Linked DNA regions of Homo sapiens: all the other regions are linked to region 4. The links are chromatin loops, found by intact Hi-C in ENCODE. Cell type or tissue: endothelial cell of umbilical vein. All regions are shown on one strand. Links, peaks and the distances in the headings refer to the core of each region. The heading gives the core; the rest is flanking DNA. Region 1 overlaps FAF1 (Fas associated factor 1). Region 2 holds the start of LOC124904727 (U6 spliceosomal RNA). Region 3 holds the start of CDKN2C (cyclin dependent kinase inhibitor 2C). Region 4 holds the start of LOC124904177 (a long non-coding RNA gene).

The links. Peaks named below come from ENCODE experiments on the same cell type or tissue, not always from the same donor. Only the 100,000 strongest peaks of a DNase experiment are listed, where the experiment ranks them.
Region 1: it touches region 4 in a loop (4-fold over the local background); 10 of 110 quality-filtered maps call a loop at or near these places.
Region 2: a loop joins it to region 4, with 24 times the contacts of the local background. A loop is called at or near these places in 2 of 110 quality-filtered maps.
Region 3: it touches region 4 in a loop (2.7-fold over the local background); 4 of 110 quality-filtered maps call a loop at or near these places.

What each region holds. Positions count from the first base shown.
Region 1 is chr1:50,773,235-50,777,234 of GRCh38, reverse strand. The region is part of intron 4 of FAF1 (Fas associated factor 1); the gene reads left to right. Among named protein-coding and RNA genes, the nearest start is that of FAF1, 190 kb to the left of the region's middle. In endothelial cell of umbilical vein, for the core only: a CTCF peak has its summit at 2,289 (motif pointing left); a DNase peak (open chromatin) is centred at 2,264.
Region 2 is chr1:50,747,778-50,751,777 of GRCh38, reverse strand. All of the region lies in intron 4 of FAF1 (Fas associated factor 1), which reads left to right. It overlaps LOC124904727 (U6 spliceosomal RNA), which reads right to left and starts at 1,482; the gene lies at 1,380-1,482. In endothelial cell of umbilical vein, for the core only: a CTCF peak has its summit at 1,612 (motif pointing left); a DNase peak (open chromatin) is centred at 1,587.
Region 3 is chr1:50,963,885-50,971,952 of GRCh38, reverse strand. It overlaps CDKN2C (cyclin dependent kinase inhibitor 2C), which reads right to left and starts at 1,708. Exons shown (of 2, transcript NM_078626.3): 1 at 1,456-1,708. The coding sequence starts at 1,584. RefSeq lists silencers at 2,370-2,639, 3,190-3,449 and an enhancer at 2,870-2,939. In endothelial cell of umbilical vein, for the core only: a CTCF peak has its summit at 3,756; DNase peaks (open chromatin) are centred at 1,842, 2,712, 3,362 and 3,692; H3K4me3 peaks cover 2,475 bases; H3K27ac peaks cover 2,646 bases.
Region 4 is chr1:51,292,947-51,301,014 of GRCh38, reverse strand. It overlaps TTC39A (tetratricopeptide repeat domain 39A), which reads left to right. Exons shown (of 18, transcript NM_001297663.2): 13 at 4,845-4,936; 14 at 6,504-6,624. LOC124904177 (a long non-coding RNA gene) reads right to left here and starts at 6,509. Exons shown (of 2, transcript XR_007066082.1): 1 at 5,527-6,509; 2 at 1-169. RefSeq lists an enhancer at 2,592-3,234. In endothelial cell of umbilical vein, for the core only: a CTCF peak has its summit at 4,011 (motif pointing right); a DNase peak (open chromatin) is centred at 4,024; H3K4me3 peaks cover 275 bases; H3K27ac peaks cover 383 bases.

The DNA of each region.
Region 1 (4,000 bases), core at 1-4,000, 520 kb after region 4:
TCATTTTGTTGCCCAGGCTGTTCTTGAACTCCTGGCCTCATGTGATTCTCCTGCCTTGGCCTCCTAAAGGACTGGGATTACAGGTGTGAGCCAACTTGACAGCCTATATTATTTATTTTATTTTTTATTATTATCATTTTTGTAGATGGGGTCTCACTATGTGCCCAGACTGGTCTTGAACTCTTGGGCTCAAGCAATCCCCCCACCTCAGTCTCCCAAAGTGCTAGGATTAGAGGTATGAGCTACTTACCCTGGCTGATTCTGTATATTTTTTTTTAAATCACCAAACTTCCTCTGTTGACGTTTTAAAAGTAATGTTATTTATCTTTACAATATCAGTTGGTCAGAATTGATGATGCTTCTTGTTTGTATGGATTTTTAGTAGTATTGCTAAGGCATCTCGGGTTTATTAGTTGGGAACCACTGAAAGGGATATGATTTAGCCTTTACTTTCTTAGTTTAATGACAAATATTTCTATTATCCAAGGGGGCAAATTCAGTGCCACATCACACTTTTTCTTTTAAATCTTAAAATTACCTCAGATTTTTTTTTTTGTTTTAAGAAAACTGGAATGCAATTATATATTAAATAAATTTTAACTGCCATCTTGTTGCATGTGTCTGTTTCATGTGAGTGAATAGTGTATCACTTCAGAAAAACCTTGTTCTTTTTTTTGATGGACTATTAAGTATTTTTTCAACTAAAAAAAATCCTCTGCTTATTTCGAGTGTGGTGATCAGAAATGGCTGGCTTCTCTGGATTATGTATGTTAATGTTACACTTTAAATATATTAGAGAGAAACCATATAACATGATTCTCTGCCTGCCATATGATTCATAATAAGGTAAAACTATAATCCAGAACAAATAAAACTGGAAGAGCTAGAAGCAGGAGTAGATACATATTGGTTTAAAATTCATTTTGAGTCCAGTTGTATTTATAATGTGTCTGTAGCTGTCTTAATTGTATTTGTTTTCAAACCGAATGACAGCTTGGCTGTTCCTACTCTATCATACTTGAGCATAAGTTAGCTTTTACAGTGGATGATAAAGCCAAAAGTTTACGAAAAGTGATCCCTGGAAGTTCTTTCATATACTTCTGTGATAAAGCTTTAAAATATTTCCAGTCATATTCTTCATAGTTATGGACATACTATAAACACAGTTTGACTCAAAATGAATTTTAAATCAGATATTGTTATTATATGATATCTACCTGCTCCTGCTTCTTCTAGCTGTTCCAGTTTTATTTGTTCTGGATTATAGTTATTGCCTTATGAGTATTATGGCAGGCAGAGAATCATGTTATATACTTTCTCTGTTTTCCCTGTTGGCATGTTTGTATGTGTAACTAGGGAAGGCATACTTAAGGATAATACTTAGACTTGATAGAATTTTTTTCTGACTTCACTGCACTTAGTCAATAAAGTTTTGTGAATTCTATCACATTATGACTGAATCTCTCCTTTTTTTTTCGTCCCCCTTTGTTACAGTTCAAGGATTTCTTTGATTAATTAAGATAATTCCCCTGATTTCCATATGTTCGTTTCTTTCTTCCTTTAGTCCATCTTTTCTATATAGTTGCCCTGTGGTGATTTTTCTAAAACACGCATCTCCTCATGTGCCTTTCAGTGGCTCTGTATTTCCTCTATTCTGTTTGATAAACCTTTTCTTGCTTTAGCTTTCCAGAAAACTCCTACACAGCTTCCAAGATCCCATGTAAATATTTCCTCTTCTATGAAGCCTTTCCTAACCTTTCTGGACATACAGTTAAGTTGAATCATCCGCTATGATCCCATAAAATTTTGTATATGCTTTAAACATGGATTTTAACACATCTTACCCTTTGTGTTTCAGATTTTCCTTATGAATGTTAACTCCTCACACTTAGAGAGCAGGTCTTATTCCTCTCTAGATTCTTTATTCTAGCACAGTGTTTGGCACAGAGTAGTGCTTGTTGAGGAAACAAATGGCTCAATAAATGAGTATATGAATATATGTGTATATATTAATTCATCCATCACAGGAAATTTTAAAAATGTACACTCATTAAAGTTTATGTGACCAGCAATAGAATTATTATAGATATAACTCATTTCAGTGTTACTGAAATTATATAAATAATATTTTTTCTGTAGCTGTATACATATAAATAATACAATGCAAAGAGATGCTCAATCAGATTATGCACCTTTTCCACGTTATTACCAGGAAGATGCAACAAGGTTTGAAAGCGAGCCCAAAGGCAGCTAAGAACTTTGTATCACAGTGACACCTAGTGGTAATTTCACTGGGTTGTTAATGTTTTTAGGGTCCTTATTGCAGTTTCATTTCAATACCCAAAACCTTCTGAATTCTGTTTTCTTATCTTGAATAAATTTAAAGAATTATTTTAAAGCATTTGTCCTCCTATAAAATGGTGTCTGATGTGAAGTATTGTGATCTCTTTGAGGGTAGGGATTATTGTATATTGTTAGATCTCTAAGATCTAGCAATGGATTTAACCTAACATGCAGCTATTTGTTTAATAAAGTTTGTTAAATCAGTGCTGTTAACAAACCTAATTTACTGGAGCCTAGTAGGCATAGCTTTAATTTTGTTTTTGAGATATAGCAGAAAAATAGGTCTGTTATTATTTGAACCATTTATCTTATTTTTTCTCTTTTTGATCTTTCTTAAAGCTACTTTTACTATATTGGATACTATTTTAGTTTTTAAGAACTCAGGTTGAATATGGAAAGATTTAAAACATTTAGCAGGTGCATTTTCAGTCTGAAAAAGTAGTTCAGGTTGTTTCAAACCAGGTTTTGTCCTGAATCTATAAATTCAGATTCTGATCTCGACTCTGTGACTCTTATTAGCTGTATAGTGTTTGGCAAATGCCTTATCCCTCCCCCACATGCCTCAGCCATGCTTTATGAGTAATAAATACTAGTTAAATGTTCTTCTGTTATTAGTACATGTGAAAAGAAGGAAAGAGTGACAATTTTGTGTGTCTTGAAAGATGCTATCAGCATGAAATGACAATGAAATTGATTATAGCTTGTATTTTGGGGGAAGAAAGACAGCAAATGTTGTGTGTTAGTAGTATTGTTTAGTCTACCTGCAAACTGATGTCTGTTGCCTCCGTGCCATCAATTGTGTACTCCCCAAATAATTTATTATTGGGTCATTTTAAAAGCTGAATAAAGTAGCATCTCAAACTGTGGTCTCAATGTGCATAGTTTATTTATGCGTTAGAAATATTCTTTAATTCAGCTTCAGATTTTTAAATTGATGTTTAATAAGTGTGTATGTTTATGAGGTACAATATGATGTTTCAATACATGTGTACATTTTAGAATGAGTAAATACGTATCCGTCATCTCATATACTTACCATTTCTTTGTGGTAAGACTTAAAATCCACCCTTTTAGCAATTTTGAGTGATACATTATTTCTTAACTGTATTCACCTTACTGTGCATTAGATCACCAGAATATTTTCCTTCTGTCTAACTGATCAAAGAGACCCTCTGATTGATATTTTCTCTTTATCCACGGAGCTCACTGTATGCCTTTGCCTCTGGTAACTACCATTATACCCTCTACTTCATATGTGGATTCAGATGTTTAGATTCCATATGTAAGTGAGAGCATGTGTGTGATATTTGTCTTTCTGTGCCTGTCTTATTTCACTTAGCAGAATGTTCTCTAGACTCATTCATGTTGTTGCAAATGACAGAATTTTGTTCTTTTTTAAGGCTGAATAGTATGCCATTGTGTATATACCACATTTTTGTATCTGTTCATCTATTGACGGGCACATAGATTGTTCCCATCTCTTGGCTATCGTGAATAATCCTGCAACGAACAGGGAAGTGCAGACATCTCTTCAACACATTTTAATTACTTTGGCTGCAGACTCAGAAGTGGGATGGCTGGATCTGATGTCACATTTTTAAATGTCATACTTAAAGTAAAAACAGAGTCTCACTCTGTCACCTAGGCTAGAATGCAG
Region 2 (4,000 bases), core at 1-4,000, 550 kb after region 4:
TATAACTATGGAGGGAGAAATCCTTTACAAAATAGTTGCAAACTGAATTCAGTAAAATATAATAAAATGTATAAATACGTTTATAGTATACATCATAGCCAAGTAGGCCATGTGGCTTGTTTACAAAAACATAGTAGGCTGGGTGCAGTGGCTCACGCCTGTAATCCCAGCACTTTGGGAGGCTGAGGTGGGTGGATCATGAGGTCAGGAGTTCAAGACCAGTCTGGCCAACGTGGTGAAACCCTGTTTCTACTAAAAATACAAAAATTTGTCAGGCGTGGTGGCACGTGCCTGTAGTCCCAGCTACATGGGAGGCTGAGGCAGGAGAATTGCTTGAACCTGGGAGGCGGAGGAGGCAGAGGTTACAGTAAGCCGAGATCATGCTGCTGCACTCCAGCATGGGCCACAAAGTGAGACTCCATCTCAAAACAAACAAACAATCAAACAAATAGAAATGCTGAATAGTGCTGAATGGCCCTAGCACTGCTCTTGATCGTAGGAGGGAAATACTTAGTATTTAGTATTTCATTATCAACTATTGTAGGTTCTTCAGCAATGCCCTCTATCAAGTTTACAAAGCTGCCTTATATTCCTACTTTGCTCTAAGTTTAGCTCTTTTTTTTTTTTAACATGAAATGGGTGTTGAATATTGTCAAATGCTTTTTCTCATTTACTATACTAATATGGGGATGTACAGCTTGTTTAACAGCTTATAATCCATCACTGTACATCCCCATATTAGTATAGTAAATAAGAAAAAGCATTTGACAATATTCAACACCCATTTCATGTTAAAAAAAAAAAGAGCTAAACTTGGAGCTATTTGTTTGTACGCATATAAACATGGATAAATCTGGCCAGGTGCGGTGGCTCATGCCTATAATCCCAGCATTTTGAGAGGCCAAGGCAGGCAGATCACTTGTGGTCAGGAGTTTGAGACCAGCCTGGCCTGCATGGTTAACCCCCGTCTCTACTAAAAATACAAAAATTAGCTGAGTGTGGTGGGATGTGCCTGTAGTCCAGCTACTCGGGAGGCAGAGGCAGGAAAATCACTTGAACCCAGGAGGTGGAGGTTACAGTGGGCCGAGATTGCGCCACTGCACTCCAGCCTGGGCAACAGAGAGATACTGTTTCAAATGAAAAAAAAAAAAAAAAGAAAAGAAAAAGGATAAATCTCGAAAACATTACTCCAAACAAAGGAACCCAGACAAAAGTAATCTTTAGGGTGAGAAGGAGGATCAGTGTGAGTAGGGGCAGGCTTTTGATCTAAGAATGTATGAGGAAAGTTTTTGTGCTATGGGAAATGTTCTTATCTTGATTGTATGGTGGTTATAACACTGTATATATTTGGCTAAACTCATGAGTGAGTTTTATTACATATAAATCATAATCCAATTAAGTTAATGTTTTAAATTCTTATTTATCATGCTAATCTTCTCTGTATTGTTCCAAATTTAGTATATATGCTGCCAAAGCAAGCACTTAAGTTAATTTTTTAAATACAAAAGTATGCTATTGGATTCAGTGATTTGTTCTTGATGACATCTGCATGTCTTCACAATTTTTCAAGGAACGTGGCCTGGGGTGGGATACTGCAGTGGCAGTGCCATCTTGTGGTAAGATCTTTGGAGTTAGGTAGACACAAATATGAATTCTGGCTCTGAAACTTGCTACATTCCAGTACTTTGTTCCCCTGAATTATTTTGGATTTCCTAAAAACAGTAACTCCTGTGTTTTGAGAACCTATACTGCCCAGGTACTATGCTAGGCACTTATGTGTATGTTATCTCATTAATTGTAATAATAATAATACAACTCAAAATAACATTTTTTGAGTTCCTTAGTATGTATTAGGCACTCTGCAAAACATTTTTCGTGAATTATGTCACTTAATACAGCAACCCAACGAAGTGTTTGTTCTACGGTTGTCATTTCCACTTTGCAGAAGAAGAGATTGAGGCTGAGAATCGTGTTTTTTTTTTTTTCTCTGAGACAGGTTCTCACTCTGTCATCCAGGATAGAGTGCAGTGGCAACGATCATGGCTCACTGCAGCCTCCATCTCCTGGTCTCAAGCAGTACTCCTGCCTCAGTCTCCTGAATAGCTGGGACTACATGCATGTACCACCATGCCTAGCTAATTATTAAAAATTTTTTGCAGTGGTGGTGTCTTGCTGTGTTGCTCATGTTGGTCTCAAACTTCTGAGCTCAAGCTGTCCTTCTACCTTGGCTTCCCAAAGTGCTGGGATTATAGGCATGAGCCACCTTGCAATAGAGAGTAATTTTTAAAATATGAGGAACTCAGGTTGCTGTCATGATTCCAGCTTTTTTTCTATTCCTCTCTTTCTGTGGAACAAAAGGCTATTTGTCTCATGTGTTACCCAGGCTTTCTGCAAGAGTAACTGGGACTTTAAGTTAAAGTCCCTTCTTGTTTTTCCTTTAAGAAACTTCTTTTAAGTCATGAGGGCTCAGAGTGTTTTCAAGAGTGTAAGAAGGTGGTGTCAGGTCTTGGAGATTGGTTTCTGAGCACTGGACAGACTTGCAAATGCATAAGCTCAGTTCCAGACAGGTACAGCTCTAGAAATATCAACCTCAGCCACAAGCAAAAAGGCAATGTTTATATGTGTTTGGTATAAAAACTGTGACTTATTTTTCTACTCTTTCCATAAACAGAATGATTCTTTGTCAGCAGTGACATTTTTGAAGGCCAAGATTGATTAAAGTTTTTGCTTCCACAACTATAGTGTTGAACCAGAATTATTTTTATGATAGTTAATCACTATCCAAAGTGCTCAGATAGGGATCTTTTTAAGGAAAGTTAAAAAGTATCATTGAGACCATGAATAATTGCATTGTAGCATTGCTTACTTAGGTAGTTGTGTTCCCATAGAACTTGTGTATCTTAAGTTCTCCCCCCACTCTTCTTTTTCTTCATCAGCATGGAATTATTTTTCTTCTTTTAATATGTAATATAATCAGTCTTTTTGGTATTCATGTACTTAACTGTAAATGGAATTGAATTATATTTTAATCTGAAACTGTAGACTAGCAGCAACCTAACATAAGCAGATATATGAAAGATAAGTACATTCTGATTCACTGATCTTTAAAATAGTGTAGTGCCAGAAATCAGCTGATTAATTTATAAGTAGATTTGATTCCTGAAAAATAATTGTGGGGCACAGGGAAAATTGTGATTTCTCACTGTTTCTCATTAGCATCATGTCTATTTTTGCTTTTTTACCTTTCAGTCATTTTTCTTTTTTTCTTTTCTTTTTTTTTTTTTTTGAGACAGAGTTTCACTCTTGTCATCTAGGTGCAGTGGTGCAATCTTGGCTCACTGCAGCCTCCGCCTCCCAGGTTCAAGTGATTCTCCTGCCTCAGCCTCCTGAGTAGCTGGGATTACAGGCATGTGCCACCACGCCTGGCTAATTTTTTGTATTTTTAGTAGAGACAGGGTTTCACCATGTTGGGCAGGCTGGTCTCGAACTCCTGACCTCAGTTGATCTGCCTGCCTTGGCCTCCCAAAGTGCTGGGATTACAGGCATGAGCCACCACGCCTGGCATTTTTCTTTACTGTATAGAGTATCCTTCCTTATTTTGGTTTGTCTGTCCTTTGCAGACCAACTATACTTCAAGTTTAATTTAAGTCTCATTTCTCTCACAAAGCTTTCTCTATCTGATACAACACATTTGTATTAGTCTGTTCTGGCAGTGCTATAAAAAAATACCTGAGACTGGGTAATTTATAAAGAAAAAAGGTTTAATTGGTTCGCAGTTCTGCAGGCTATACAGGAAGCATGGCAACATCTACTTCTGGGGAGGCTTCAGGGAGCCTTTACTCGTGGTGGAAGGCAAAGCAGGAGCAGACATCGTCACATTGCCAGCGCAGGAGGAAGAGAGAGAGGGGAGGTGGCACACACTTTTAAACACCCAGATCTCACGAGAACTGTATCACAAGAACAGCACCAGAGGGGGAAATCTGTCACACATGATTCAGTC
Region 3 (8,068 bases), core at 1,530-5,529, 330 kb after region 4:
ATATTGAAAATAAGCCTTGAAACTCCAGTTTCTGTGTGTGTGTTTCGTTATATGTACAAGGACTAAGCCACAATAAGTGGGTGTTAGTATCTTGATAAGTATGTTTAATATAAACAAGATTGCAAAGTTGTATTAAAAATGTTTGTCAAAACTTTTTAAAAGAATATTATTAATTTCCCAGTCTTCCTGTTCGTCAAAAATCCTGTAAAATCTTATCATGAACATGGGTTAAGTAGTTCATTCTTTGTGAAGTTTATATAATCTTTTGAGTTTTCAAAAGGAAACTTTTCAATATATTAAATTTGTTACTTTGCTATCATCACTAAACCTGTTCAAAACTACTAGGTAGAAAAAGGAAAAAAAATCATTACTTAATGTAGCAGCAATAACAAGATAAATAATTTAGTATCTGTGCATAAACTTCCTTAATACTGAAATTTTTGCAAGGCCAGTGTATTCTGACTGAAAATGTACAGACTGTATGGACTTTGTTTGTTAATAGTATATCTCTTGGCACTTAAATTTTTAATTCTTGTAACCGAAACAAAGCCCTCTAAAAACCCTCTCCCCACTGGGTTTTCAAAAACAGCTTCAAGTGTTGCATTTCCAAATAAGAATAGCTCATAAGAATATCATCAGAACTCTGATAAAGCAACTATTTTAAACTATTTTGTCATTTTTCTGTTTCTAAGCCTTTCACCTAAGTTACATGATAACATTCAGAAGAGGAAAAAAATTATCAGGTACAATACTTGGCAGCTGGACATGTGTCAATTGTTGCCTGTAAATCTAATTACTGAAAATTAGAGCACACCACGGCATGACCGTAGAGACAAAGACACTGCAGCTGAGCTCTGATTAGAAAATTCAACTTTTTATTCCTCCCGACTCCTGAATGAGTGGATGGTATTACATTAACTGTAAAATGTACATCCTGTCCCGGTGCCCAGGCCACCCATTCCAAACGAGGAAAGGTCGTTTGTCAAAACTTGAAGCATTTGAAGGAAAAACACCCTCATCAGTAGTCAAGAAAATTAACGTTAAAGTCTATTATTGGGGGCAAAGTACGTAAAACCACTAATAGCAGTGTATTTACTTCAAATAATAATCATAATAATGTGTTTACAGAGCTGTCTTTAAAAACAAAACAAAACAAACAAACCTCGGCCCTACACTGACTACTTTAAAATCCCCACCGTCACAAAAACATTCCAAAAACTAAGACCAAATCTGGACCCCACTTGATATCAAGGATGTTATTGGATTTGAGGAGTTTGTTCAAAGTACGTCATTTTGAGAAGTTGCATCCACTTAAAGATATAAAATATGGCAACCAACTAGGTTTAAAAACAGTGAAATTTTATGTCCCTGAAAGCTTAAAAGCTGTAAATCTAGAAACCCGGGTCACGTAGGCAACATTATTGACTTGTTTTCCCCACCTCTCTTAATACCAACCTGCAGCGCAGTCCTTCCAAATCCATTTTGTGCATTGACGTTTACATTATTTTGCAACAAACTAGTAAGTTGCTCTAGGTCCCCCCTGGCAGCTGCGGACGCCAACTCGTTCCCCCAAGGCTCGGCCATTCTTTAGGGTCCTGACGATCAGGAAAAGATGAATTAGTCGTTTTTCTTTTTCCCCTTTCCTTTGCTCCTAACCAGGCTGCATGATGGCATCGGAGACTGACAGAAGGACTGGGATGGTTAATCTGGAGTAGAGCTTGGTAGTAAATACTAGTAAGATCTGCCTGCCAAAAGCCCGCCCCTCGATTCACACGTGATTATTCAGCAAAACTGAGCCATTGGAGAGGGGCTCCTCGCCTCGCTTTTTTAGCTTAACCCCTATGAAGAATTCTGACGACTCCACAGAGAGACACACAGACACACATACATTCCTGGTTAATGACTCCGGACGTCAGATGTAGGCAGAGCTGTCACGTACCTACGCTACAGATCTCTGTGAGGAGTGTGTGTGGAGACTCAAGGGACTATAGATCGGGGCAGAAAATACCGCGGAAGGAAAGACATTCAGGGGGAAGAAAAGGCATTCACCCACCCTTGTTCACGGTGGTGACTTGAGCCGTGTGAGGCAGAACTGCAGGGGCAGGTCCTCCAGGGGGCTCGGTTTCCATCCGTCTCGCCGAAGGGATAGTCCTGGGTCCTCCGCTGCTGGGAGAGCGCCGCGGTGGCTGGATGCTGACGTGCTCCGGAGGGTTAAAAGATGATCGCCAAAGGCGAACGGGAGTAGCAGTTCGGTGGCCCTCAAGTTACAGGTCGTAACGATTGCCCAGTGCTCTGGGCTTCTCCAGAAGAGCCTTTGGTCGCGTCCGGGCCAAGCCGTGGGCTAATGCCGCTCAGGAAAGCTCCGGAGCCCGCCCGCCAGGCAGCCGCAGCCCCGCCGAGCCTCAGAGGCCGTGGGAGCCGGGCTCGGCGCGCGTCTCCGGAGGCTGCCGGGCGTGCGGCGGGCCCCCGAGAAGCCCGTCATGCCGGCCCCGCCAGGTCCCGGGACTCCCGGCAGCCCGAGGAAGGAGAGTGATGCGGAAAGCGTCTACGGAGCCCGGACTGCTGGGGCAGCTCGCGGCAGCATTGCGGCTGCACTGGGCAGCCCCCCCGGGAACTTCCCGCCTACGACCGAGCTCGTTCAGGCTTTCTGCTGTAGGCACTCATTGAGCTGCTGCCGCCGCTGTCCTTTCCTTCCTTTCCCGGTTTTGTGGGGGCCTCTGGAGATGGGGAGAGTCCTGGGAAACGTAGGCCAAGTTCTGAGTAGGGAGAGTCGCCGCAGTTCCGGGGCAGCCAGTCCGGTCGCCGTCTCGGCGAGCGCTCAGCAGCCTCGGCGCCCGGTGCCACTTTGCCACCTCTCGCGGTCCCCGGCCTGTGCCCCTTTGCTGCGGACAGGGCAGCCGCCAGCCAGCTGTGCCCTGGAGCAGAGCCTGGCAGCACTGCTTCCTCCTTGGCCGCACCGCTCCCAGTGACAGTTTCTTTTGTAGCTGATCCCCCCCTAGATCGCCGGTCCCTGCTCCTTTCACCCCTACAGGCACTTGCGTGTCGCCCCCTTTTTTGCTTTTTTCCTTCACTCCCTCCCTTGCTGCTTTTTTCGCTGAAACAATTGCTGCTTCTGTTGCCTCTCAGAGAGGGTGCCGGTTTCTTCTCCCTTTTTTCCGACCTCATCAGCTTTTTTTGAAAAGAAAAAAATTGAGCGCTTTTTGAGTTGAAAAACCCGCCCCCATTTTAACGGCAGAGTTTTAAGGAGGCTCGGCAGAGTTGCAGCGCCGCGGGAGCGGGAAGGCCGGGCGCCGCCCACGCCCCGCCCTCCGCCCTGCTGGCGCTCGCGCTCGCAGTCTCGCACGCTCCGCCCGCCCGGTCCCGCGCCCTCATTCCCGCCTCCCGCTCTCCACCTCCTCCCGTCAAGTCTCTCGCGCCGGCTCCCTCCTGCCGGCTAGGCGGCCTGTCCCCAGCTGGAGCGGGGTTCGGCCCCGCGAAGTCCGGCCTGCCCTTCTGCTGGCGGGCTTGAGTCTGTGACGCGAACCCCCAGCTGCCCCAATTCCTACGGGGGCGAGGACAGGGGTTTGTTATTTAAGACGGTTGTGGAGGGCCGCAGGGTCTTTGAGGCTCCGCAGCGTACGCTGCGGGAAGGCGGACAGCGAGCTGGCATAAAGGGAGTCGTTCCTCAGCGCTAGCGGGGCAGGTCGGCCCGCCTCTGTGCTCCCCCGCCAGGCTCGCAAAGTTCGGGCGGCCAGGCTGCGGCTGCTGCTGCCTCCTCTAGGCGCGCGCGCTCTGTAAACTCGGCGTCCTTCGCTGAGCCCTGGCCTCGGCCTCGCACCTGCCAGATCCATGCCCGACGGCGCGGTGGGCAGGGGTGGCCGCGGGGGTGGAGGGAAAAATCCGGACTGCCACTAAGCACAGTGCTCACAAAAAGCAAGTCTTGTGTAGACTGAATTTTATGAAAACTTAAGACATGGCATATGTAAGAACGAACTCTGAAGCCTTAATTAATCAAGGACTGGAAACTGCGAAATAGTCCTATTATTAGAGAAAAAGGAGAAAAGCAATTAAATTTAAAGCAAAATTTAAAATAAGTCGTGTGAAGTGTTTTCTAACAAAGCCATTTCTTGGTTGCCGAAGTTCTCTCACTACTTAGAAGTGGCTTGGATTTTGGGGATGTGGGGTTGGGGAGGGTGTCTAGAATGGTCTCTCTCCTAATCCTTTATTTAATCATCCGACACCAATTTCCAGTACTTTTAACTTCCTCTTTTAGCTATGTGAGATTAATTAACTATTGCTTTCTGTATTTTTATACTCTTAAAAATATCCAACACGGTTGCATGATGCACCCAGTGGTCAAAATGAAACCAAGCAAAAAATGACAAGTCTAATTAGAACCGGCCTTTGGCAAGCGGATCCTCAAGCAGTATCTGTACCCTTCTTGAAGTACACTGGGAGTATTAGCAACAAAACACACCAGAAATATCTGGGTAATCATCCAGCAAGAGATTGGTAGGTAGAGGGAAAGTTGAAACTGGGAAGAATCTGGCAGTGTTTTCTTTAATGTAATTGTTGAGAAAAAAACTAGAGTTCTTTTCTTAGGTAACTAAACTTGAATTGTGAATCAAATGAGAACTACAAAACAAGAAATTAACTCTCTTTTTCTTACATATATGTAGACGTTTCAAATAGAAACATTTAAGATTCCATTTATACCAGTAAGAAATAAATAATAATTTACTTTTGATTATTCTGGGAACTGTGTAATCTTTTCATACAGCCAGAGGGTGTGAGGACATATTAGCACTGTTGGCTGATAAAAGAGAACTGGTATTAGTCCAATTTATGAGGATTGCCTTCTAGCATTTATTATGGTTTCTTGCTTAGAGATAAATTGTAAAGAGGAAGAATCTTAAATTGTATGATTACATAAAGTACGGGTAAACGTACTATAATTTTCATGAAATAAAATGCTTATTGCTGAACAACTAAGGAAAACTTATGATAATTTAAGATGTACACAGAGTTGTATTAAGATTTTTGGAGGCCCTAAGCACTGAAAAGATTTTGATGTTCTACCACCTCTTCCTTATATAGAAATAAAAAGAAAAATAACAGAACCCCAAAATAACAGTAAAAAAGTCCAACAAAGTTCTGATTTTTTTCCCATGATGGCTACTTCAGTGGTTTTGCTGAGATATTAAATTATTTGGCAAAGGTTTTTTTTTTTTTTTTAACATTCTGGTTTTGCTGGTGCCCTGAAGCATATGCTTCATCTGCCTGTTGGGTAAACCAGAATTGGCAGTGCAGAGCTTAGGGTCTTAGTTCAGAAGGCATACATAAGTATTACACAGTAACTCCAATGAAAATCTAGTATTTATTGAGGGCTAGTTCACTACAGCAGATTCAAGGGTATCTCTACCCTCAATAAGCTTATATTCTAACATGGCTTACAAGAAAAATTCATAGTTAAGTTTCTACTATATTGAGAGTGGTGCTTTCCTTTTTAACATCAAAATGATAAGTACATCAAATACTGAAATATAGCCTTTATAGTTAGATATTAAATATTAACAGTCATGGAAACCTTTTGCTCCAGCAGTTCATAATCATTTAAGGAGACATAGAAGTGGCCGGGCGCAGTGGCTCACGCCTATAATCCCAGCATTTTGGGAGGCTGAGGTGGGCAGATCACCTGAGGTCAGGAGTTCGAGACCAGCCTGGCCAACATGGTTAAACCCCAACTCCACTAAAAATACAAAAAAAAATTAGCTGGGCGTGGTGGCTGGCGCCTGTAATCCCAGCTGCTCAGGAGGCTGAGGCAGGAGGATTGCTTGAACCTGGGAGGCAGTGGCGGCCCAGCAGTCTCAAAAAAAAAAAAAAAAAGAGACATAGAATAGAAATGTGATTCAGTCAAATTATTCTGTGCTTTTCCCTCATTGACATAGAATAGAAATGTGATTCAGTCAAATTATTCTGTGCTTTTCCCTCATTGACTCAAGTAGGTACAGTTTCTGAATGATTAACTTTTGGAAATGTGTATGTGGTATTTACCATTTATTTAACTGGTCTCAAAGTTTTCCTTTTTGTTGTATTTATAGATCAACAGAGGTGGAAAACAGACTGGGCACCCCCAGGCAGCCTTTTATGTGACTTTATAATTGTAGCTTCAGCATTTTATTTCTGAGATTCAGTGGTTTTTTTCATATAGGTACTTATTTATGAAAATTTTTTATTATTTTTATTTTATTTTATTTTTGAGACAGGTTCTCACTCTGTTGCCCAGGCTAGAGTGCAGTGGCTTGGTCATGATCATGGCTCACTGAAGCCTTGACTTCCCAGGTCCAAGTGACCCTCCTACCTCAGCCTCTGGAGTCGCTGGGACCACAGGCATGCTCCACCATGCCTGGATAATTTTTCTAATTTTGTGGAGATGGGGTCTTACTATATTGGCCAGGCTGAAAGTTCTTTTTTTTTTGAGACAGAGTCTCTCTCTGTCATCAGGCTGGAGTGCAGTGGCGCGATCCCGGCTCACTGCAACCTCCACCTCCAAATTCAAGCCATTCTCCTGCCTCAGCCTCCTGAGTAGCTGGGATTACAGGCGCCCACTACCACACCCAGCTAATTTTTGTATTTTTAGTAGAGATGGGGTTTCACCACGTTGGCCAGGATGGTCTCCATCTCCTGACCTCATGATCTGCCCGACTCAGCCTCCCACAGTGCTAGGATTACAGGTGTGAGCCACCGCACCCGGCCTGAAAGTTCTTCGTTAAAGTAAGAAGGAAAAAAAGCCCAGTAAGCAACCCAAAAGCTGAAAAATAATAGCAACAATTAATATTTGTATAGTGTTTCATGGTTATAAAATATGATGCATATCTATCTATCTATCTATCTATCTATCTATCTATCTATCTATATTTTTGAGACTGAATCTCGCTTTGTCGCCCAGGCAGAGTGCAGTGGCGCGATCTCAGCTCACTCCAATCTCTGCCTCCTAGGTTCAAGCAATTCTTCTGCCTCAGCCCCCGAGTACCTGGGATTACAGGTGCGCACCACCACGCCCGGCTAATTTTTGTATCTTTAGTAGAGACAGGGTTTCACCATGTTGGTCAGGCTGGTCTCGAACTCCTGACCTCATGATCCGCCCACCTTGGCCTCCCAAAGTGCTGGGATTACAGGTGTGAGCCACCACACACAGCCAATGCATATATTAATCTTTACAACAATTCTGTGAAGTGACTGTGATAATAATCCCCGTATTTCAGGTGAGGGAATTGAGGCTGGCAGAAATTGTGATTTAAAGTCAGTGAATACTAGACATAGGATTTGAATTCAGTTCTTGGGGCTCCAAACCTTATACTTTTTCCATTAGTCCAGGGTCCGCCACTAGTATCCTAAACAACACTAAATCACTAGATGAAATACATATGTGCAGTAGCATTAGTTTTCTCATGAATTACATTATGAGCAAGAAGTATTATTTAAGAAATTGGTTATCTTAACCAAAGAATCAAGGTTATCACTACCAGTAATAACTCAAGTTGATAACACATGGCCTTGATATGATGTAACAAGGACATATCACCTCTGCGGTGATACACATCTCAGTGTAATTCTGAGAATACATTAGGTAATCCCAGATTGAGGGAGATTTTATAAAGTTCCTGACTCTTCAGAAGTGTCCACTGAGAAACTGTCACAGATTGGAAGAGGCTACTGAGACATGACAACTAAATGTAATGTGGTATTATTGGACCATGGAACAAGAAAAGGACATTAGTGTAAAAATCCAAATAGAGCCTCCAGAATTTAACTAGTAGTATTTAGCAGTGTTAATTTCCTAGTTTTGATAGATGTACCATGTTAAATAAGATGGTAACATTAGAGAAAAATGGGCTAAAAGCATATAGGAACATTCTGTACTGTCTTTGGAAGTATTCTAAAATAATTTCAAATAAAAATTTAGTAAAATATAAATAATATTTATTATTTATATTGGAAATAAAGATGATATAAAAGTTTCTTTTAAAAGAACATGGAGATTCTAGAAAAAGATCTGTATTTAACTTAGGCTGAGCTCCATGAACTA
Region 4 (8,068 bases), core at 2,489-6,488:
CTGTGCTCTCTCCTATGACATCTTTGTTTCTGCTGCATCTTTGCAGGAAGGTTCTCTCCATGTGACAGGCAAGGTGGCCACGGGCTGCTTCTACTCATATCCTCCCCTTGGTTTCAACCAGAGTCCCACAGTTTGAGCCTCACTGGTCTGACTTGTCACCTGCCAATGCCTGGAACAGAGGGGTGGGAAGATTCCTCATGGGCTGAGAGTAGGAGAGGGGTGGTTCCACAGAAGAAAATGATGCACCCAGAAATAGTGGAGGGATTAACAAGATGCCATACAGGCAAAACAAAGCCAAACAGATGCCCGCCTACCAAAGATGAAATTTATCATGGTAAGTATTGAAATAAGTGTTAGCTTGTACCATCATAGTAATGATAGTGCAGAAATTGGAACCAAGAGTCTTACAACCACCTAGCTCAGCAAACGTCTAATCTGTTATTTGTAAATACACAGGACATGTGTCTTCATGGCTTCATCCCCTGCCCATAGCAGACATTGCTAATCAATCCTCTGCCATGAGCCTAGCTGTGACCTTAGATACCTTCCCTGCAAAGCTCCAGGCAGCCGTTAGAACTGACCCACATTGGCACCTGTTAGGAGACCTGTCATCTGCATCTGGTCCCTCCCCCTCCTCTGCATGGAGGTCTCTTCCGTAGCCCTGCCTGGGGACCAAGCTGAAGGGGAATTCTCTGGGTCTGGGGCAGGTGGGGCTGGGGAAGGGAGCAGGCTTCTACTGAGCTCTCAACATGTCTGGCACCTGTCATGTCCTCCACACCACACCCAGTGAGGAGAAGTTATTATCTCCATTGGGCACATGAGGGCCACTGATGCTAAGCGAGGACTGTGACTTTCCCACCCACATGGCTGTTGGTGACAGACACCGGATTTGAGGACAGTCCTGTGTGACTCAGAGGCCTCTGCTTCTCTCTTGCTCCTAGAGTCCTCCTGAGGAGTCGGGGCTTGCCCTGAGCCCACCCTGCTGTTGAAGGTGCTTCCTCAGGCCCAGCTCCCATGGCCCCCACACCCCCTCCTCATCACCTCCTACTCCCAAAAAGGACAAAGCCTCAGGGAACCTTTTTTCTTTTTTTAGAGACAGGGTCTTGCTATGTTGGTCAGGCTAGTCTTGAACTCCTGGGCCCAAGCAATCTTCCCACCTCTGCCTCCTAAAGTGCTGGGATTCTGGGCCTTAGGGAACCTTTTTGAACTGAAAGTGACTCTCGAAGCCTTCCTGTAGAGTGAGGTGGGTGGCTGGGGCTAACCATATGGGGAAGGAGAGACCTGGTGGGGGCACACAGCTGCTATATAGAGGAACAGAAGGTGGGCCAGGCCTCCCAGCTGTCAGGAAATCTGGCTCAGTCCCCAGACCGCTGTGTGGCTTTGGGGTGGCCAGTCCCTCTCTCTCTGCAACACTCTCCTCATGAGGACTTCTGTGAAAAATGGGGGTTGTAACCCTCTGAGTTCTGGGGCCCCACCCATTTCTAATCTCCAGAACTTGGCCACCACAGACTCCACCAACTTCTAGTCCTGGGGCCTGGGCCTCTGGCCATTGCCATAGGCACCACCTGCTCTGTGCAGGCAGCGCCCCCCTCTGCCAGGATCCTCCGAGGTCAGCTGCTGGGTCTGACCCGCAGACCCTGGCTGAGCGACGGATGAACGGAGTATGCAGACACAGGCTTGCCTGTCAGCAGATGGGGGACCCCTGCCAGAGTCAGCAGCGGCCCCCATAAGCCTGCCACGCTTGCATTTATTTAGTACAGATGTAATGACAAAGGCCTAAAGCAAACTCCATTTGTGGGTAATTAACATTGTCGCCCCCCCAGAAAGAGCAGTCCTCCGCATGATGATTAAAGGCCAGGTTCCGAGGCCTAAGTAAACCAACTTATCTAGATCAATTCCCTTACTTCTTGTTATCTACTCTGAGAGAATTCAGCTGCCTTCAGCCAAATCCTTTCCCGAAGCTTTTGCAAAACCTCCGAGCCTTCCAAGGTTTGCTTCTTTCTGTAATTTTTCTCACCACCCTGACCTATCTCCTGCAGTCAGCCCTGTGGAGGCCTTTGTGTTTCCCCCAGTGCTGGCAGCCTAGAGGCTGAGATGGCCAGAAACAAGGTGGTGACAGTGGCGTGCTCAGGGCTTGGGAAACCCAAGGAGCTAAAGGCATGCCCAGGCAACCAAAGAGGACAGGAAGGCTTCTGAGGAGAGACCTCTGAGGTGGGTCTTGGAGAGGAAGGACTTAGGGAGGCAGAGTGGAGGAAGTGAGAGGACACCCCAAGCCAAGAGGGCGGCAGGACCAAAGGCTCAGAAGCCAGGGCGCTGCAGAGGGGCTGTGTGCCACAGGGTGAAGAGTTTGTGTGGCAGAAGGGCAGGGGGCTTGCATCAGGGGTGACAGCTGCTCTTTTGTCCCAGCATAGCCCCTGTACATCCCTGGAGAGCTGGGGCGTCCACAACTCTAAGTCACAGCCCCCATCCTAACCCTGGTGGTGCAGTGAGGGTGAGCTGTCTGTGGGCAGGAGGGAAGACTCTTGGAGATGAGCCTGGTGAAGGGATAATGGCATCCCGGGCCGAGGAGCAGCACAGGCAGAGGCCTGGGGAGAGTTTAAGGAGTGTAGGGGAGGAAATGGCAGAAGATGAGCCAGAAAAAGAAAGGTTAGGGCAGGTCCTGGAGGACATGAGTGGCTGTTTGGGCTTTATCCAGCAGTGGGGGAGCCTTGGCAGGCTTGTGGCTTAGATAGGTGCTTTAGAAAGCCCACCAGCAGTTGCTGGGCCACCCCGCTGGCTGGGTCCTGTTCTAAGGCAGGAAATACAAGCATGAGCAGGAAAAGACCCCCTCAAGGCTCACGTCCTAGTGGGGAGACAAGAAACACAGATGGGCAATATAACACGATGTCTGGTTCCAGTAAGTGCAGTGAAGAACAAGCGAGGCTGGATGCAGGGAGTGATGGGAGGGGCTTTGTAAGGGGAGGTCGGGGGAAGCCTGTCTCAGAGGACACCAGAATGGAGCGCAGGAGCAGCACGTGGCAGTCACATGGCAGGCCGTTAGGGCAGAGGGAGCTGGGCAGGGCACAGCAGGGCAGGAGTGTGTTTGATGTGTCCTGGGAACCGCCCTGAGGCCGTCGTGTGGCTGGAGTGCTGCAGGTGTCAAGGAAATTGTAGGAGATGTCTCCTGAGTGTGATGGAATATAACCAGATTTCCAGAAGGAACTGACATGATCTGACTTAAAAAGGTCAGTGTGCGAAATGGCTTGCAGGGGACAGGAGTGGGAGCAGGGAGATAGGAGACAATGTGTACCAGGACAGCAGAAAGACATCCCGGGTAGCCTGGAACAGGGAGACGGTGTGGAGATGGTGGCAGTCCGATAATGAGAGCCGTAGGGCAAGGCCAGCAGGATCCTAGAGTGAGACGGGAGGTAAAGTCACCGGGACTTGGTGTCTCCACGTCAGGGGCAGGGGAAAGGGAGAGGACAAGGGTGACCCGGGAGGTTAAAGATGGGACCGGGGCCAGACGCAGTGGCTCATGCCTGTAATCCTAGCACTTTGGGAGGCTGAGGCGGGCGGATAGCTTGAGGTCAGGAGTTTGAAACCAGCCTGGCCAACATGGTGAAACCCCGTCTCTACTAAAATATACAAAAATTAGCCTGGCGTGGTGGTGCATGCCTGCAGTCCCAGCTATTCAGGAGGCTGAGGCAACAAGAATCGCTTGAACCTGGGAGGCGGAGGTTGCAGTGAGCCGAGATCGCGCCATAGCACTCCAGCCTTAGCCTGGGCGACAGAGCGAGACCACATCAAAAAAAAAAAAAGATGGGACCGGGAACAGATTTCAGGGAGGGAGACTCTTCCCGCCGTGGCCCACGAAGACCAGCTTTCCCTCATGTTGTGAAGGGCGGGCTGAGGCCCCGGCATGGGTGGGGCTGCCAGGTGGAGGCCGCTTTCCGCCTGCTTTAGGCAGGACTCCCGGATGTCCGGCGCCTTTTCCTTTCCACCCTTTCTTAGCCAGGAGGCAGGAGCTGTGGTTCGGGGCTTGGCCACTTGAGGGCAGCACAGAGCCAGGCTCCTGTCTCAGGACTTCTGAGGAAGGGGCGTGGTGTGCAGGGAGGACTGGGTGGGGTAGGGGGTCTCCCGCAGGGCCACGGTTTCCCTGTCAGGGCTGGCTGTGCATTTAGTGGGCAAGGTGCTGGGGTTGACTCCCGGCTCTGCCCCAGTAGCTCTGGGGTCCCAGGAAGCAGAGGTGGGGTACGGACTCCTTTCTGGCATTGGCTTTGGGATCAAGCGAGGTGCTGGATGTGGTGTGCCTGGCACACACAGCAAGGCAGTTAGTTCTACCAGGGTGGCCCGAGCTGACCCGACCCAGGCCCTGCTCACGTTTCTGGCTCAAGCCTCTTCTTTTTACAGCCCGTGCTTCATCCTCCTATTGGTAGTCCACACACATCCTGCCACCTCCTGGCTTTGCTCAGCCTCTTCCTCCTGGCTGGAAGGCCTGTCTGGGGCCTCAGGGAATTTCCCCATTGCCCTTCAGGGGCCCACTGTGAAGCTGTTGCTTCCCGGAAGCCCCGAGTGCGCCCCTGTCCTTGTGTCTCTGCCGCAGCCCCAGTCTGTCCTGCCTATTACTAGTTGCATGGGTTCTTCTTGCCACTGCTTCAAGTGGAGAAGAAGGTGGCTGCTTTGACATGGGTTGTCCTGGATTCAGGTCTTCAAGTTGCTTCAGCTTCTTACCTTCATTTCTCCCCTGGGGCTTGGAGACAACGGGAGCTCCTGTGCTGGGCCACGTGAGGTCCGTCTGCAGATTCCAGCCCGGCTGGGGCTGGAGGAGGGCTGCTCACACCTGGCTGTTGCTCTGTCTCGCACAGGCCACCTACATTTACATGAAGGCCGCCTACCTCAGCATGTTTGGGAAGGAGGACCACAAGCCGTTCGGGGACGACGAAGTGGAATTATTTCGGTGGGTCCCACATCGTGCTCCCACTGTGTAGGCCACTCCCACCGTGTAGGCCGCTATGGACAGACCAGCCAGGCCACCCTGAGCTGTGGGCACTGGGGAGGGAGGAGTAGGGTGGCTCCCTGCCCCCACCCGCGGACTGCCCCCCCTGCGTGTCCTCCCCTCCCATCACCACCCCATGCTGCTGCTGCTGGTGGTTGGAGCCCTTTGACTTTCTTCAGAGGCTTTCTTTCACAGAAATGGTTTTGCTAATATCGTCTTCCTCCGAGTCTCTTTCATGTGGACAGTAGGACAGATGTGGCTCCAAGGTCCAGGGAGGGAAGGTCTTTCACTCTGCTGAGTTAACCTGAGACACTCAGAGAAGCACAGTAGAGAGCTGACAGTCGGAATCGAACAAACAAGAGTAAACCCAGCCTCTGCTTGTTCTTAGCTGTGTCACCTTGGACAACTTCAGCATCTGTAAAATGGGAACAACAACCTCCACCTCGCAGCACTGTTTTGCAAATCAACTAGATAATAAATGTTAAGAGCCTGGCGCATAGAACTAGGAGCCTAGAAGCTGCCCACTAAGTGGTGGCTGTTTTCATTCTTACCTGTACCACCGTGTTTGCTTCCTATGAAGTGTCTTTAGAGCAGAGCTCAGCCTTGGCAGGTGGAGGATGGAGCTTAGAGCCTTCCTCCAGTCTTGGTGAGGTTGAGCCCAATTTGCAGACCCAGAAATGGGTATAATATGAGCCTCCTAGGCTACTGTTGTCACAATAATAGGGCATTTATCACTTACAGAGTGTCTGCTACTACAGCAGACTCCATGTCCCCCTCTCAGATGACTCTTCCAGAAAGCCTAGGAGGGCAGGTGTCATTACCTCCATTTTAGAGATGAGGAAATTAAGGCCAAGAGAGGTTCTACAGTGAATAAGCAAAGGAAGAGTTTGGGGGGACCTCACACCCACATCCAGCTGTTCCCTGAGCCTAAATGGCTCAGGCCTGAGGTCACAGCCACACCCGGTGACTGTGGCAGAAATAGGAGGAGGGTGGGATGGAGCTGGTGGGTGAGGCCCCAGATGTGGGGGCGTGCCTGGTGGCATACCGCATTTTGCTCTGCCCTTGGAAACAGCTGAGAAGGCCAGAACTCGCGAGGCAAGAGTTAATTAAGGGTTTGAGCTGTTTGGTCTTGGGTAGGTCCCACCCTTTCTCCGAGTGTTGGTCTCTCCTGTGAAATTGGGGTTAAACTTCTCTTGGATCCTCCCCAGAAATGGAGCCTGGGAGTGGAGGCGATAACTAGGAGGCAGGGCCGGCCCAGGGGTGTTTGGCACACTCTCATCTCTGCCAGCTGGCGGGGAGGAACCCCTTGCCCAGCCATAGGAAGTGGCCAGGTCTTGGGGCAGGGTCTCTAAAATTATAGCCGCAGGCTATTTCAGACCTAGAAGGCTCTTTAGAGTCTAACACTGTCATTGTGCAGATGGGGAAACTGAGGCCCAGAGAGGCGCCAAGCATAGCTGGGTAGGCTGGGGACCCTCTGCCCTCTCCTGCTCTTTTTCATCCTCTCCCACCCTCCCCATCTCTTTCGCAGAGCTGTGCCAGGCCTGAAGCTCAAGATTGCTGGGAAATCTCTACCCACAGAGAAGTTTGCCATCCGGAAGTCCCGGCGCTACTTCTCCTCCAACCCTATCTCGCTGCCAGTGCCTGCTCTGGTGGGTAGGAGGTCTGGACTGGCGCTGCCCTCCGGGTATAGGATTGTGGGGATTCACTGAGAGCCACAGCCAGGGGGAGGTGGATGAGGAGAAAGACCTTCATGCCTCAGGGGCCTGGGGAGGGTTTCACAATTCACCTGGGAGTCTGGCCCAGCCCCTGCCCCTTAGAGAGGGTCCATTGGGGCTGAGAGTGGAGAGACAGGCAGGCTGCAGATAAAAGGCAGAGAGGGACACCCTCCTGGACAGAGAGCCCCATGTCCATGTGCCCAGGCAGCGGCATCACCCGGCTGCCAGTGATCCCAGCCTGTCTGCTCCAGTCTTGTCACAATGATTATAATTGTTTTCACGGTCCCCCTCACTCGGCCAACCTTTTCACGTTATATTCAACTCTGAACTCACATAATAGCCAACATCGTTATCGAGCACTTGCTATATTCAAGGCTGCCCACACCCATTGCCTATTGCCTGATTTGAGACTCACATCAACCCTCTGAGTAGGCGCTGCTGGTGTCTCCATTTTACAGATGGGGGTAATAAGGCCTAATAGATTAGTAGAAAGATCAAATAACTTGCCCAGGTCACACAGCTGGTGAGTTGGAGTCAGAATTTGAACTCAGCAGTCTGGGCCCACAGCCCATATTCTGAGCCATGGTTGTGATGCTAATTCTATGCACGATTTGAGTAGGCATCAGATAAAGTTCCAGCTTGCTAAGAGTCCTTGTTATTCAAGTAGTAAGGGAGCCAGAAAAGTAGAAGGAAGCCTGCTTGAGAGACCTTTTTCTGGTCCTGGCTGTACTGTTCATTAACTGAGTAGCTTTAGGTCGGTTCCCTCTTCCCCTTATGTAAAATGGGTATAATAATAGATTCCTTTCCCATTTTACAGAGCAGTTATGAGTATCAACGAGGAAAATGTGTTAAACACTTTATAAATTGAAACGGTCAATATTTATATAGTTTGATTTAGCACTTACAACCTGAATATTTCTAAAGTTTTAAAATATTTTATGGTTTAAAATATACCATAGGCCAGGCATGGTGGCTCACGCCTGTAATCCCAGCACTTTGGGAGGCTAAGGCAGGCAGATCACCTGAGGTCAGGAGTTAGAGACTGGCCTGATCAACATGGAGAAACCCCACCTCTACTAAAAATACAAAATTAGCCGGGCGTGGTGGCGCATGCCTGTAATCCCAGTTACTCGGGAGGCTGAGGCAGGAGAATCTCTTGAATCTGAAAGGTGGAGGTTGCAGTGAGCTGAGATCGTGCCATTGCACTCCAGCCTGGGCAACAAGAGTGAAACTCCATCTCAAAAAAAAAAAAAAAAAATACAGTAAAGCTATTACTATCAAGTGGAGCAGGAGGATATTGTAGGAAGGGCAAGGGCAGCAACTATACCAAAAACTTAGGGGAGAATTTCCCAAACTGTAATCTGCAAAATACTGTTTA